Linked DNA regions of Homo sapiens: region 1 is linked to region 2. A link is an interaction called in ENCODE POLR2A ChIA-PET data of the cell type or tissue named here. Cell type or tissue: GM12878. All regions are shown on one strand. Each heading gives the region's core, and the rest is flanking DNA. Links, peaks and the distances in the headings are about the cores only.

What was found. Peaks named below come from ENCODE experiments on the same cell type or tissue, not always from the same donor. Only the 100,000 strongest peaks of a DNase experiment are listed, where the experiment ranks them.
Region 1: POLR2A ChIA-PET joins it to region 2 with 5 read pairs; 2 of 35 experiments call an interaction of 5 or more read pairs at or near these places.

Annotation. Positions count from the first base shown.
Region 1 is chr5:50,594,301-50,600,182 of GRCh38, reverse strand. No RefSeq gene overlaps it. Among named protein-coding and RNA genes, the nearest start is that of PARP8, 69 kb to the left of the region's middle. In GM12878, for the core only: no CTCF peak of the experiment used is centred there; no DNase peak of the experiment used is centred there.
Region 2 is chr5:50,712,409-50,718,290 of GRCh38, reverse strand. All of the region lies in intron 2 of PARP8 (poly(ADP-ribose) polymerase family member 8), which reads right to left. Among named protein-coding and RNA genes, the nearest start is that of PARP8, 49 kb to the right of the region's middle. In GM12878, for the core only: no CTCF peak of the experiment used is centred there; no DNase peak of the experiment used is centred there; H3K4me3 peaks cover 424 bases; H3K27ac peaks cover 1,075 bases.

The sequences.
Region 1 (5,882 bases), core at 302-5,301, 120 kb after region 2:
TAACAAGCAAAATAACCAGCTAACATCATAATGATGGGATCAAATTCACACATAACAGTACTAACCTTAAATGTAAATGGGCTAAATGCTCCAATTAAAAGACACAGACTGGTAAATTGGATAAAGAGTCAAGACCCACCAGTGTGCTGTATACAGGAAACCCATCTCACGTGCAGAGACACGCATAGGCTCAAAATAAAGGGATGGAGGAAGATCTACCAAGCATATGGAAAACAAAAAAAGGCAGGGGTTGCAATCCCAGTCTCGGATAAAACAGACTTTAAACCAACAAAGATCAAAAGAGACAAAGAAGGCCATTACATCATGGTAAAGGGATCAATTCAACAAGAAGACCTAACTATCCTAAATATATATGCACCCAATACAGGAGCACCCAGATTCATAAAGCAAGTCCTTAGTGACCTACAAAGAGACTTAGACTCCCACACAATAATAAAGGGAGACTTTAACACCCCACTGTCAACATTAGACATATCAATGAGAGAGAAAGTTAACAAGGATATCCAGGAATTGAACTCAGCTCTGCACCAAGTGGACCTAATAGACATCTACAGAACTCTCCACCCCAAATCAACAGATTACACATTCTTATCAGCACCACACCACACCTATTCCAAAATTGACCACATAGTTTGAAGTAAAGCACTCCTCAGCAAATGTAAAAGAACAGAAATTATAACAAACTGTCTCTCAGAACACAGTGTAATCAAACTAGAGCTCAGGATTAAGAAACTCACTCAAAATCGCTCAACTACATGGAAACTGAACAACCTGCTCCTGAATGACTACTGGGTACATAATGAAATGAAGGCATAAATAAAGATTTTCTTTGATACCAATGAGAACAAAGACACAAAATACCAGAATCTCTGGGACACATTCAAAGCAGTGTGTAGAGGGAAATTTATAGCACTAAATGCCAACAAGAGAAAGCAGGAAAGATCCAAAATTGACACCCTAACATCACAATTAAAAGAACTAGAGAAGCAAGAGCAAACACATTCAAAAGCTAGCAGAAGGCAAGAAATAACTAAGATCAGATAAGAACTGAAGGAAATAGAGACACAAAAAACCTTTCAAAAAATCAATGAATACAGGAGCTGTTATTTTGAAAAGATCAACAAAATTGATAGACCGCTAGCAAGACTAATAAAGAAGAAAAGAGAGAAGAATCAAATAGATGCAATAAAAAATGACAAAGGGGATGTCAACACCAATCCCACAGAAGTACAAACTACCATCAGAGAATGCTATAAACACCTCTATGCAAATAAACTAGAAACTCTGGAAGAAATGGATAAATTCCTCGACACATACACCCTCCCAAGACTAAACCAGGAAGAAGTTGAATCTCTGAATAGATCAATAACAGGCTCTGAAATTGAGGCAATAATTAATAGCTTACCAACCAAAAAAAGTCCAGGACCAGATGGATTCACAGCCAAATTCTACCAGAGGTACAAGGAGGAGCTGGTACCATTCCTTCTGAAACTATTCCAATCAATAGAAAAAGAGGGAATCCTCCCTAACTCATTTTATGAGGCCAGCATCGTCCTGATACCAAAGCTGGGCAGAGACACAACAAAAAAAGACAATTTTAGACCAATATCCTTGATGAACATTGATGCAAAAATCCTCAATAAAAACTGGCAAACTGAATCCAGCAACACATCAAAAAGCTTATCCACCATGATCAAGTGGGCTTCATCCCTGGGATGCAAGGCTGGTTCAAAATATGAAAATCAATAAACGTAATCCAGCATATAAACAGAACTAAAGACAAAAACCATATGACTATCTCATTAGATGCAGAAAAGGCCTTTGACAAAATTCAACAACGCTTCATGCTAAAAACTCTCAATAAATTAGGTATTGATGGGACATATATCAAAATAATAAGAGCTATCTATGACAAACCCACAGCCAATATCATACTGCATGGACAAAAACTGGAAGCATTCCCTTTGAAAACTGGCAAAAGACAGGGATGCCCTCTCTCACCACTCCTAGTCAATGTAGTGTTGGAATTTCTGGCCGGGGCAGTCAGGCAGGAGAAGGAAATAAAGGGTATTCAATTAGGAAAAGAGGAAGTCAAATTGTCCCTGTTTGCAGATGACATGATTGTATATCTAGAAAGCCCCATCGTCTCAGCCCAAAATCTCCTTAAGCTGATAAGCAATTTCAGCAAAGTCTCAGGATACAAAATCAATGTGCAAAAATCACAAGCATTCTTATACACCAATAACAGACAAACAGAGAGCCAAATCAGGAGTGAACTCCCATTCACAATTGCTTCAAACAGAATAAAATACCTAGGAATCCAACTTACAAGGGACATGAAGGACCTCCTCAAGGAGAACTACAAACCACTGCTGAACAAAATGTAAGAGGATACAAACAAATGGAAGAGCATTCCATGCTCATGGATAGGAAGAATCAATATCGTGAAAATGGCCATACTGCCCAAGGTAATTTATAGATTCAATGCCATCCCCATCAAACTACCAATGACTTTCTTGACAGAATTGGAAAAATCTACTTTAAAGTTCACATGGAACCAAAAAAGAGCCCACATTGCCAAGTCAATCCTAAGCCAAAAGAACAAAGCTGGAGGCATCACACTACCTGACTTCAAACTATACTAGAAGGCTACAGTAACCAAAACAGCATGGTACTGGTACCAAAACAGAGATATAGACCAATGGAACAGAACAGAGACCTCAGAAATAATGCCACATGTCTACAACTATCTGATCTTTGAGAAACCTAATAAAAACAAGCAATGGGGAAAGGATTCCCTATTTAATAAATGGTGCTGGGAAAACTGGCTAGCCATATGCAGAAAGCTAAAACTGGATCCCTTCCTTACACCTTATACAAAAATTCATTGAAGATGGATTAAAGACTTACATGCTAGACCTAAAACCATAAAAAACCTAGAAGAAAACCCAGGCAATACCATTCAGGAGATAGGCATGGGCAAGGACTTCATGTCTACAACACCAAAAGCAATGGCAACTAAAGCCAAAATTGACAAATGGGATCTAATTAAACTAAAGAGCTTCTGCACAGCAAAAGAAACCACCAGCAGAGTGAACAGGCAACCTACAGAATGGGAGAAAATTTTTGCAACCTACTCATCTGACAAAGGGCTAATATCCAGAATCTACAATGAACTCAAACAAATTTACAAGAAATAAACAAACAACCCCATCAAAATGTGGGCGAAGGATATGAACAGACACTTCTCAAAAGAAGACATTAGTGCAGCCAAAAAACACATGAAAAAATGCTCATCATCGCTGGCCATCAGAGAAATGAAAATCAAAACCACGATGAGATACCATCTCACACCAGTTAGGATGGTGATCATTAAAAAGTCAGGAAACAACAGGTGCTGGAGAGGATGTGGAGAAATAGGAACACTTTTACACTGTTGGTGGGACTGTAAACTAGTTCAACCATTGTGGAAGTTGGTGTGGTGATTCCTCAGGGATCTAGAACTAGAAATACCATTTGACCCAGCCATCTCATTACTCGGTATGTACCCAAAGGATTATAAATCATGCTGCTATAAAGAGACGTGCACCCGTACGTTTATTGTGGCACTATTCCCAATAGCAAAGACTTGGAACCAACCCAAATGTCCATCAATGATAGACTGGATTAAGAAAATGTGGCACATATAAACCATGGAATACTATACAGCCATAAAAAATGATGAGTTCACGTCCTTTGTAGGGACATGGATGAAGCTGGAAACCATCATTCTCAGGAAACTATTGCAAGGACAAAAAACCAAACACCGCATGTTCTCACTCATAGGTGGGAATTGAACAATGAGAACCCATGGGCACAGGAAAGGGAACATCACACACCGGGGGCTGTTGTGGGGTGGGGGGAGGGGGGAGGGATAGCGTTAGGAGATATACCTAATGCAAATGACAAGTTAATAGGTGCAGCACACCAACATGGCACATGTATTCACATGTAACAAGCCTGCACGTTGTGCACATGTACCCTAAAACTTAAAGTACAATAATTAAAAAAAAGAAGTAAACATCAGTTGGTGACAAATAATAATATCTGCTTTGTGGGGAAAATTAAAGGCCCTGGAGAGGTATCAGGATGCACTAATTGTTCTTAATGTGTTCTGTCTTTTATGGTAATCACTGATTAAAATTTCATTAAATGAGTATGTATTATGCCTCAACAGAGAATGCCACTATCCCCCATTGTGATGTTGTTTGCTATGACAAAAAATTAACCAAACTTTACAGTTTTATTATCAACAACATCTCCTCCCCCTATCCCCGCTGCTTTTTTTTTTTTTTTTAGATGGAATCTCTCTCTGTTGCCCAGGCTAGAGTGCAGTGGTGTGATCTCAGCTCACCGCAAACTCTGCCTGTCGGGTTCAAGCTGTTCTCCTACCTCAGCCTCCTGAGTAGCTATATTCAGGTGCCCACCCCCACGCATGGCTAATTTTTCTATTTTCAGTAGAGACAGGGTTTCACCATGTTGTCCAGGCTGGTCTCAAACTCCGGACCTCAAGTGATCCACCTGCCTCAGCCTCCTAAAGTGTTGGGATTACAGACATGAGCCACTGTGCCCAGCCCTTCTTTCCCTTTAAGCATACCTAAAAGCCTTTCTACAAAGCGCCAATCAGAATTTAAGTCATCTGGAAGAAATATCAAAAGAGCTCCAGTAAAAACCGTAGCAGACACTGTTGATACTGTTGATACCACAGGAAATTGACTCATGGATATAGGCCTCCAAGAATAGGCTGACCTTGTCCCCACAAACAATATTCCAACTATACCAAGTAAATGAGTCAGGATTTCCAAGACACTCACAATGTAGAAGCAGATGAATTCATGAAAGCAGACTGCTTAACTCAAGACCAGCATGACAAGAGGTTGTTATTTAGGATTAAAGGACCTCAATAAAGCGATTTAATTGAGGTTAGTTTAATTTTCTACTTTAATGAACATGAGAGAAACCCATTTTCTTTCTTCTTAATCTATCTTTAACCTCCAATTAAATTTACAAATTATTGAATTTGTAAAAACTAAATAAAACACTCTGAATTCTTAGTGTTGAGGAAAAAAATACCTTGTAGAAATTCTTAATATAAAAACAAAGCTAATAAATTGCCAAGAAAAACATACAAATAATTATTTTGTAAAGAATTGTGACATACAATATTTGGTTTTGTCTATTAACATACTCTTAATTAGCAATATTGGTTAATTCTTACACAAAGTTTCTTTAATAAAAACATTTACTTTTTGTGACTATGTAGTTATTTGTATTGGTTCAATAAGAATTTGTCCTCCCTTCTACCTGAATATATAACTAATTAGAAAAATCTTTTTTTTTTTTTAGATGGAGTCTTGCTCTTTTGCCCAGGCTGGAGTGCAATGGCATGATCTCAGCTCACTGCAAACTTCCAGTCTTGGGCTCAAGCACTTTTCCCACATCAGCCTCCTGGGTAGCTGGGATTACAAGCACCCACCATCATGCTAGGCTAATTTTTGTATTTTTATAGAGACGGGGTTTCACCATGTTGGCCAGGCTGGTCTTAAACTCCTGACCTCAGGTGATCTGCCCGCCTTAGCCTTTCAAAGTGCTGGGATTACAGGCGTGAGCCACCTTGCCTGGCCAGGAAGAATTAATTTTTTAATAAAAAATTTATAGCTGTGCTACAAATTCAATTAAATTAGACAAGACAAATCCAGTAATAAGAATAATTTCTATGTTTTTCACGCAGAAGTGATGCCTATAACATCCTTCTAGGAAACCAGTCTGGTACATGCTGTATGGACTATGCAATCTCAGGCTTGGAGGTTAAAAAGAATGTC
Region 2 (5,882 bases), core at 496-5,495:
TAATAATTTTACACTAAAATTGTTTTATCAAAGCTCTTACCTAATGTCAAACTCCCAGAATATGAATTTTCAACTGGTCACAACTGTGTAATTCCTTGATGATTATATTCTCACCTCTTCAACTTCACTTGTGAAATTTTTAAAAATTCCCCTTATTTCTTAGATCATTTCCATTAGCTTCCAAACATACTGTAGTATAATCAGCACTCCAGTATAATCTATTTTCTGATATAACCTAGTATAATTTTTCCAAGCTACCAACCTATTTCTCTGTTCTACTTCCTACGAACGTTTCTTGAAAGAGTCCCCATACTCACTACTTCCATTTTTTTAGTTTCCATTTTCCTTTTAAACCAATCAAACTGGGCTTCTGCTTGTTAGTATAATCAACAACCTCCATGATCCTAAATCCATCAGTCACTTCTCTCTCCCTGTCACAGCTGAACTCTCAGTAGCAATGAGTAGTTAATGATTATGCAAAATTGCTTCATGAAGAGAAGGAAGTCATGAGGTCAACTTACCTCATGTGCAAAGATTCATTGTTTTATCAAAACACTTTTGTTGGCTTCTATGACACCATGATCTCTCAGTTTCTATGCCTATGGTCCTTCCTTAGTTTCAACTGCAGAACCCATCTTCTTGCTTAGCCTCTAAATTATGGGAATATTCCAGGGTTCAGTCCTGGAACCTTTTTCTCTGCTTGCACAGATATTGTATCATCTACTCTTGGGCTTTAAATGTCGTCTCTATTGCAATGAAACCCAAATCTACCTTCCCTATATACTAACCTCACACTTGAACTCCAGACTAGAAATCTAACTTCTGATTTGACCTGCTGATTCCCCACTCCTGAAATCTGTTCTTCCCATACTTCTCTATCTTTAGCATCTACATACTTGCTCAGGCCAAAAACATTATTCTCATGATTGATTCCTTTCTTTCCTTTGCCCCCTATATCTGTCCATTCCATCGTAAGTCTCATAGACACTACTTTCTGGGGCTGCAGCTTTGCATTTCCCCTTTTTTTAACCCCAACTCAAGCCACCATCATTTTTCCCCTGGACTCCTCTAATAGCCTCCCCCAAGACTGTTAACTTCGTTTTTCCAAATAATTCATTGCATGCAGAGAATACAGCCTTCTATTTACAAATTATATAATTCAGTATATATTTACAAATTATGTAACTTTCCTACAGTAAATCTTCCAATGGCTTCCTTCATAGTTAGAATAAAATCCAAATTATTTAATATGCTCTACAGATTCTTTCCCCTGCCTACCTTGCCTTGTTCATTGCTGTAAACACAGTATTGCAAACACACTGAACAGTGGCTGATACATGATCAGTGTGCAATTAGTATTTGTTAAATGAATTTATGGATGGAATACATATAAAACACATACTAAACTTACAGTATGTTTATTCAAACACAGCTTACATTCACTAGCAGGAAGAAACTAAATATTTTAGCACTCTTTTAATCTGAGACTCTTAATGTTATGTAGGCATTAGCTCATTTAATCATCAAACCCTTTGATGAGCAGATTAAAGATAATATTCACTGTATTGACACAGGTATTAAACCATGTTAAAGAAATTTCCTACCACAGGCCACTGTTTTGGACTAAGCTCCTGCACTAAGCCCAAAGACCAGACAAAACTAAAATGGAGTCATTCATGCTAGGTGTCACATAAGCTGAATTTTAAAATGGGCCAATTTTCAAAATAAAATAGGAGATTCCAACAGAAAAGGGCCTAGTCTACCTGAGCCAGCATGATAAAGAAATCCCCTCTGTTTTTACCCTGTAGGGAAAGTAACTTTGAAACAATTAATCTACTTTTTGTTCTTAATTCAGTCCTTTTCTGCCTATAAAGCCAGCTCCCTCTGCTCAGCTCAGCAGAGCACCTTCCTACTTCACAGAGGAGAAGCCGCCCAATCCATGAATCACTAATAAAAGCCAATTAGATCATTAAACTCAATTTGTTGGAACTTTGTTCTCTGATAATCAGAACTACCCTATATCGTATAATTATTATCTCACTTGTAAAACTCTATGCCACATCATAGTCATCTTCCTTTGTAATTTAACTTCCTTTGTATTCTAATGTAAGGAATAACCAGCCTCTTCCCTTCTCCATAGAAGGTTCCAAGTTAACTATTCTCAGCCTCTATGTGGAAACATGGGGATATAACATGATCATTTGAATCACAGCAAGTTTTTGGAAAGAATTACTCATTTCGATAAAGCACAGTAAATTTTGGATTCTTGCTACAACATCAATTTTATTCATTCATATGTACTTTTGTCCAAGTGGGAGTTAAAGAGGAATGGAATTACACTGAGAAAGCTGGGAACTGAACACTTCAAATAAGGATCCAATATAGTGCTTATCTTTACCCATTATGTATGAAGAAGGTAGTATTTTTTTAAAAAAGGTTATATTATTCTTGAGACTGAAAAGAAGGAGACAGAAGCTCTGGACATAACTGTTTGTAAAAAATCTAATAGTTTCAACTGCCAATTTCATACAAGCATAGAAATTTGCTAACATAAGTTAAAAAGTAAACATACTATGTATTATAATTTAAACACTAAAGTTTTTTATATTCTCTCAATATTTACCTGTTCCCCTTGTTACTACTGTCTGTGGTGTAGAGGTCTGAAAAATAATTGTTTAAAAACACAAATTTTAAAATTTTGATTAATCATGTTATCTGTTACTTATTAAGTGACCAATTTTGGTCATCTTTATTTGCAGTAATCACAAGCTTTTATACTAGATCCTCATGAATACCATGACACTCTGACACACACCACAACCCCCCACAAAAAGTATACACTACAATTTCCCTTCTCTCCTCAAATATGAGGAAGGAGCTCATGAAAGTATAAATAAATTCCTAGAACGGTTATAAAAATATAGGTGAATTCATAGGAACTTATCCAAAATATGAAACATATCCATCACACATATTTTGACAGAGTGTGGAGGAGCATTTTGCCTCCTGCCTACTGTTCTACTGTATGGAAAGGTTACTAAAGAGCGATAACTGTGGGTGCTTTCATAAAGACCATGTGAGACGCTTTTGCACTGCGGTCATGTTGGGTGAATTTACGTTACTGTTTGCAGCAGTCTTTTGAGAGTGCTGAAGTGAGAGGAGGCACTGCCATGGGTCAAAAATTGATATGCTGCTTGAGTTGGGAATAGTTAGCTGGCCACTGATGACTGTTTCCTGATGAACTCTTACTAAAATTACAGAAAATGAAAGGAAAAAAAAGCATAAATTCACAAAGACAGCAAGAATGAAAGAGGAATCCATGGAAGACAGATTTCTACCACTTTTAGAAAAAGACAAGGGGCTAGAAAAATGTGAAGTGATCTAACAGTGTGGAAAAGCTAGTGGTGGGCTTCTTACAGGAATGACAGCTAAGGATAACAGAAGCAGTGGCTGCCTTAAAGACCCTGGAAAAGCCCCAGTCTTGTACACACAGTCAGCTGCAGGAGGGAGGCTAAAATCAGGGGCTGCTTGGAAGGCTGCACATAGAGTTGGAAAGCCCTGGTTCCTTCTCTGTGTGACTGCTTCCATCATAAAGCCTATCAGTCCACAGCCCTGTGGGCACCCCACAGCTTCCAATAATCTTGGCAATAACTTAATCCCCCAGAACACATTCCTTCCTTTGTGACATGGAAATAATGCCTATTTGTATTTGTTTTCTATTGATACTGTGCAAAATCAGTGGCTACCTAATGCATGCGGGGCTTAAAACCTAGATGACGGGTTGATAGGCGCAGCAAACCACCATGGCACATGTATACCTATGTAACAAACCTGCATGTTCAGCACATGTATCCCAGAACTTAAAGTAAAATAAAACAGAAAATTAAATAAATAAATGGTTTAAAAAATAGAAAAGAAAAACTGTAATTCTGTTCTAAGAGGATTATGGAAAGATAGTGATAGAATTTCAATGTCTTATTTCCTATCCCTTCTTCCTAGCTTGAATTTATTTGTCTATGTTGAGCCAAGCAGCAATCGGTGTTGGTGAGCTGTTGTGTGTAAGGTATTGAGTTCCAAAAAGTCTTGACAGAGAAGAAAATGTGGGGCTCTTCCCAACATGGGTTAGGCATTCTTCTGAAAACCAGACTCAGATACCCTCAAAATAAACTTTGTGCTTGATGAATTCTGGGGAAAAAAAAAAAAAAAGAAAGAAAGAAAAGAAAAGAAAAATCATCAGTGGCTTAAAATGCCACAAATGTATCATCTTACAGATCTGGTAGGTCAGAATTCCAATTAAATGGGTTCAACCAGACCAGAATCAAGATGTCAGGGGGGCCACATTCCTGCCAGGAGCTCCAGGAGAAAATCCATTTCCTTTCATTTCCAGGTTCTAGAATCTGCCCACATTCCTTGCCTCATGGTTCCTTCCATCTTGCTAGGCTGCAGCAGAGCATCTTCAGATCTCTGACTCTATCCCTCTGCTTCCTTCATCCCATCTCCTTCTCTGACTCGCCTGCCTCTTCTAAGGATCCATGTGATGACACTGGGCTCAACATAATTATCAAGGTAATCCCCCCATCTCAAAATCTTAATTTAATCATATTGGTAAATTCCTTTTGGCCATATAAGGTAATATGTTCACAAGTTCCAGGATTAGGATGTGGATATCTTGGTGGCCATTATTCTGTCTACCACATTATATTATCAGATTAATGAAAAAATTAAATGAGATTATCCAAATAATAATAATAGCTGGGTGTGATGGTTCACGCCTGTAATCCCAGCACTATGGGAGGCACAGGGGAGCAAATCACATGAGCCCAGAAGTTCAAGGTCAGCCTGGGCAACAAGGCAAAACCCCATCTCTACAAAAAATACCAAAATTAGCCAGGCATAGTGGCACATGCCTGTAGTCCTAACTACTTGGAGGGCTGAGGTGGGAGAACTGCTTGAGCCCAGGAGGCCAAGGTTGTGGTGAACCAAGATCACACCACTGCACTCCAGCCTGGGCAATAGAGTGAGACCCTGTCTCAAAATAATAATAATAATAATAATATCTAAAGTTTATTGAGCACTCAATATGAATAAGCACTCTTGTAAGTCCTTTGGATAATTAACTTATTGAAACATCACCACAGATCTATAACATATAGATGACTCTCACAGCCATTTTATAAATGGGGAAAATAAAGCACAATTAATATACCTAAACCTAATAACACAGCAAATATCTGACATGAGTGGTTTTGAAAGTCAAGCCATCTGGCACTTATACTCACTCTTTTAATTGCCACAGAAACACTGAATAAATTTTAGTTGTTATTATTACATCTCTGTATTGAGTTTATTATAATACTTTACCTCATGCCACTAACATAAATAAAAAAAAAATCTCCTAAACACAATAAAATCAAGCCTAATGTTAGCAACAAAACTTAAAAAAAAAAAAACCTTGTTCCTCCTTCTTTCCTGTTTTAAACAGTCCTTATACCAAAATATCTTTCTTCTCCTTCTGACCACCAGATCCATATTTGTTTCTTTCTCACCCTGCATGCTCCCGTGGCTCCCTGCACTTATCTTGTCACTTATGACATTATACTATAATGTTTGCTGCTTTATCTCATCCCTGCTCTGTGAATGCCTTCAGGACAGGGACTCTTCTATATTCAGGGTGGCCTGCAGAGCCTGGTCCTCAGTGCTTACTGAATGAGTAAATGAGGAAATCATGAACTACAATAATTTAAAAATCTGGTCAACTGTTTTGCCAAGAATCTTTGCAACTTTTACTATTTTGTACATTTCTTATAATAAAATGTTGTCTGATATTAACACAAAAACAATATGAAGTTGAATAGATTCTAAAAAGCTCCTGTTAGTTTCTG